Regions from separate parts of the Homo sapiens genome. Here region 2 is linked to region 1. A link is an interaction called in ENCODE POLR2A ChIA-PET data of the cell type or tissue named here. Cell type or tissue: CD4-positive, alpha-beta T cell. All regions are shown on one strand.

Region 1 (2,500 bases):
GGCAATTTATAAAGAAAAGAGGTTTAACTGGCTCATGGTTCTGCAGGCTGTACAAGCACGGCGTTGGCATCTGCTTGGTTTCTGGGGAGGACTCAGGAAACCTTTACTCACGGTGAAAGGCGAAGTGGGGGCAGACACGTCACATAGTGAGAGCAGGTGCAAGAGACTGGGGGTGCCACACAAAGGTGCCACACACTTTTAAAACAATTGGATCTTGTCAACTCAGCAAAAACTCATTCATCCCCAAGTGGATGGTGCTAAGCCATCCATGAGGGATCTGCCCCCATGATCCAAACACCTCCCACCAGGCTCACCTCTAACACTGGAGTTCACATTTCAACATGAGACTTGGAGGGGACATCCAAACCTTATCAACATATTTTGTCAAAATGCTTGTTATAAAACTCCTATGTATGGGCCGGGTGCAGTGGCTCATGCTTGTAATCCCAGTACTTTGGGAGACCAAGGTGGGCAGGTCACCTGAGGTCAAGAGTTCGAGACCAACCTGACCAACATGGTGAAACCCCGCCTCTACCAAAAATACAAAATCGGCTGGGCATGGTGGCGCCCGCCTGTAATCCCAGCTACTCGGGAGGCTGAGGCAGGAGAATCGCTTGAACCCAGGAGGCGGAGGCTGCAGTGAGCCGAGATCACGCCATTGCACTCCAGCCTGGGCAACAAAAGCGAAACTCTCTCAAAAAGAAAAACAAACAAAACAAAACAAAAACAAACAAAAAAACCTCCTATGTATGAATAACATAACCACACTGAAGTGAGGAAGAATGGAACTAACCTTACCTTGGAAACAGTATTTTGACTTGTATTATAAGTCTAAAGACATATTTGATATGTTACTCCAAACAAACATTGTGCAGTAGTTAATACATTCACAGAGATTTGAGTTAGCAATTCTGAAACTATTTTGTGTTTCCTAGGATTGAGTAACTAAGCAGATATACTGACGATAATCAGAACCATGTTTCCTGTTGAAAGAGAAAAAAATTATAAATAAGGAGGGGGAAAGAAGCCTGCGATGGTGGATGGGAATTGGAGGAACCCGTGTGCCCTCATGATTTTCATATATAGATGCAGGGGTGTGTGTGTGTGTGTGTGTGTGTGTGTGTGTGTACACGTGCACACATCCACCCATTTCCTGGCTCTGCCAGCTTGGGCTGCCTAGAAGCAATGATACCTCAGGAGTTACGAGCACGCCTAATAAGCAGATCTTTGTTCGTAAATACTATTCTTCAATAAAAGGAACTGGCGTAAAATAATTAATGCCAGAGCTGAGGCAGGGAAAGTAGCTTCTTCTGGAACACCTTCTGGTACCAGGAAGGAAGGGTTCAAAAACTGATGGGAGCATTTCAAAGGAACTCAACTTGAAGGACATACACTAACAGTCAAACTGGGACAATCTGAGCAACTAATTTCATTTTTGGAGGCTATCCATTTAAACAGTGTAGCTGGGAAAATAGAAGAATGCTTCTTTAACATGCAAATTCAGACTCTAAACTATTCATACACTATCTCAGAAAAATTAACACTTCACAGCCCTTACTTTTAGAGATCAAGTATGACATTTCTCAATGTGACTACTTATCATCTTTGTGTGACTTTAAATGGAGTTTGGTCTTTCCAAAAATTAAACCTAACATCAAATTATGCTAATATTGGCAATACTTAAAAGAATATGCTGTGAACTCTTCAGGCAACAACAACACAAAGGTTTTAAAAATATTTTGAGAGAACACCAAGTTGGAACAAATTCTTCCCACCAACGTGATTATTTTAAAAAGGACACTAATTTGATGTATGAAATTCTAGTAAAACAGTTTTAAAAATAACCCCTCATTTCCATATAGTCTTACTTCTTACACTGTGGCTTAATTGTGCTGAACATAATATAGGACTAAGATGCTGAAATGAAACTGGTATCTCTGAGAAACAGTCGATGTACTAGACTTTTGAACTAGCTTACCACTCTTTGGGTAAGAATATCTCAAATGTCTTTTGGGAGTCTATTCATCCTGTTTCAAATCATATACAAGCTGAGTGTCTCAAATCCAAAAATCTGAAATCTAAAAATGCTCAAAAATCTGAAACTTCTTGAGCATTTACATGACACTCAAAGATAATGCTCACTGGAGCACTTCAGACGTCAGATTTTCAGATTTGGGATGCTCAACCAGTAAGTATAGTGTAAATATTCCAAAAAATGAAAAAAATGAAATCCAAAATGCTCTGGTCCCAAGCATTTCAGATAAGGGATACTCAACCTGTATTTCTGGTGTGGCTTTAGGGAGTAGAGGTGGGCTGTTGTCCAAGCCAATAAATATATCTCTTTCCCAGCTACAGAAACTGGTCCCAGAGATATGTCCGTTCCTTTGACAGGGAGACTAAATACTGATACTTCTGTAGGAAGCTCTCTCTCCACTGGGATTGATGAGTTAACAGATTGTGAGCCTGGAGGTATTGGTGGCCATTTTACATTAGAGAGAAA
Region 2 (2,500 bases), 120 kb after region 1:
ATACTGGGCCAGTCACTTCACTGTGTTGGCCTCAGTCTCCTAATTTGTAGAATGGGGGACAAGGGTTGCATTAGACCTGGGGATACTATGATTATTTCTGAATAATGCCTTTTAACCAATCGAATGTTGCCTTTTCCGATGCTACCTATGGCTTGCCTGGGCATGCCCACATGTGCATTGGGGGAATGGGGGGATCCACCAGGAATTTGCACCTTATGCAGGGGAGGGGCCTGGCCTCTTCAGCTCATCCACGGTAGACCTGGTATTCAACTGTGAGAGGGAAACCTGCTTGGAGAAACCCTCTCTTTGCCGAGAGTTTTCCTTTCGCTTAATAAATTCTGCCTGCCTCACCCTTCAATGTGTCCGCATGTCTAATTTTTCCTGGTTGTGAGACAAGAACCTGGATTTAGCTGAACTAAGGAGCAAAAATCCTGCATCAATTTGAAGTAAGTGTTCCATAGCTTACAAAAGTTTACAAACATGGAGCTAGAAAAGCTCTAAGGTTGCTTCCAGTTCTAAAGAGTTCATGAACTCCTTGCCCACAGAAGAGTTCAAGAATCTGGAAAGACAGAAAACTGCTTGTGGATGTAGGCTTTGCTCAGTACCAAACAAGAACAGCTCTCTCTTGCTCAACACCCCACTTCCCCCTTGACCTCTGGTGCCCCAGTACCAGCCTCTGTCCCTTACCCCCAGCTGCAGTCCACATACACAGGGCCTGAGCAGGAGGGGGAAAGTGGAGAAGGGAGTGGAGGGGAGCAGTGCAAGTTTCAGGTTCAAAGTTCAAAGTTGCACCCAGAGGCACATGGAGCCCTGTGGGGAAGGATGACTTCCCTTCTTGCTCCTTCTCCCTGTCCCCTTCACATCCAGCTCAGGTGGACTCTACCATTTTAGCCTGTAACAATTTTAAAATTCTGGCTCCCACTCGGACAAAGAAGCTGAATTAGTATTATGGATTAGTCAGTGACTCCTAAGATCCTGTAAGACTGAGTTCTTCTAAAAATCTGTGTGTGTGAAACAAACAGCTCACAGAAATACTGCAGTGTGTGTGTTTCTGGGTACACATGCAGACTTGACAGATTGGTGTTGCTTTGCTTGGACTGTGTCTAGTTATATGAAAGTAAGGAAGGCCTTATTTGGTAGCTTTTATCTCGCAGGGGCTCCCAGGAAAATGTACAGTATTTGTTGGGGCCAAGTTACAGTGAATTACTTGATATCAAATTTACAGTTTTCTATTTTCTTTTGTTGTTGTTGTTTTGTTTTGTTTTTGAGACGGAGTCTTGCTCTGTTGCCCAGGCTGGAGTGCAGTGGCGTGATCTTGGCTCACGGGTTCAAGTGATTCTCCTGCCTCAGCCTCCCAAGTAGCTGGGATTACAGGCACCCGCCACTACACCCGGCTAATTTTTGTATTTTTTAGTAGAGACGGGGTTTTGCCATGTTGGCCAGACTGGTCTTGAACTCCTGACCTCAGGTGATCCGCCCACCTCGGCCTCCCAAAGTGCTAGGATTGCAGGCGTGAGCCACCATGCCTGGCCCTTACAATGTTTCTTGTTGCTTCTTTTCTCCAATATATACATATTTTTATGAAACACTGTACCTGCAAGTCACTAACAACCTACTGTATGATTTGCAGCCAAGAGGTTTCTCAGGATGTCTGGGTTGTAGCTCAAGTCAAGGGTAGGGTGACATTCTTTACAATGTAACCTGAGACCTTCTTTTCCTAGATATTCTTACTCAAAAGACTAAAATGAAAACATATGTAGAACACCTAAGATTTAAAAAAGAAAAAAACCACTTCCATTCTCCTCCATCTGTAGTTATAATAGCAAAATAAAATTATCTTTTGAATCTATCCCAGGAGTACTTGTGAAAAGTAAAAAAAAAGTTTACTTACTTTTCTCGGCAATGGCAGCTTGTCTGTGGTTGAGAGAAACGAACAAACAGACGAAGAATTTTGTGTTAGTGTTACTTCAAAGTAGCTAAACTTGACGACATTTTCCTTGCCTCAGAGACATTTTGCTGTTCAATATAACAATGGGAAGTGCTGCTTCTACTGTACTTTCTGAAATAAAAGGCTCTTTCTAACACTCAGAGGGGCGAGCAGCATGCAAGCTTCCCGGGAAATTAGTGCATGCAAGTGGCATTTGCTAGGACCAGGGACTTACTTCAACCTCTGGAATTCAGCATAGGCCTCATCGTATGCTTTAAAAGAAAAAAGAAAAGTTAGAATTTTCTCACCCAGAATTGATGACACACAGGGGCGATTAAAATTCACAACTGGAGATTGCTGTGATCGGTCCAGACATGACTAAACCGACTTTGATTAAGACTGTGCTTATGTGTTCACTCCACAGCTTAATGTACTTAACAAGGCCAGGAAATACATTGTAGGCACAAAATATGAAATAGTAGATTTTAGAAGCTTTCAACTCAGCAAGAGGGCTTCAGCCCCTCAAACGGAAAGGCAAAGATTAACTCCAACAAAGAAAAAATGGGAATAAAA

The links. ChIA-PET counts read pairs that join two places held together with the same protein. Peaks named below come from ENCODE experiments on the same cell type or tissue, not always from the same donor. Only the 100,000 strongest peaks of a DNase experiment are listed, where the experiment ranks them.
Region 2: POLR2A ChIA-PET joins it to region 1 with 5 read pairs; 7 of 35 experiments call an interaction of 5 or more read pairs at or near these places.

Annotation. Positions count from the first base shown.
Region 1 is chr18:2,955,218-2,957,717 of GRCh38, forward strand. The region is part of intron 2 of LPIN2 (lipin 2); the gene reads right to left. Among named protein-coding and RNA genes, the nearest start is that of LPIN2-AS2, 11 kb to the right of the region's middle. RefSeq lists an enhancer at 1,822-1,881. In CD4-positive, alpha-beta T cell, no CTCF peak of the experiment used is centred here; a DNase peak (open chromatin) is centred at 1,134; H3K4me3 peaks cover 1,205 bases; H3K27ac peaks cover 2,439 bases.
Region 2 is chr18:3,073,563-3,076,062 of GRCh38, forward strand. It overlaps MYOM1 (myomesin 1), which reads right to left. Exons shown (of 38, transcript NM_003803.4): 35 at 2,163-2,199; 36 at 1,892-1,914. Among named protein-coding and RNA genes, the nearest start is that of LPIN2, 62 kb to the left of the region's middle. In CD4-positive, alpha-beta T cell, no CTCF peak of the experiment used is centred here; no DNase peak of the experiment used is centred here.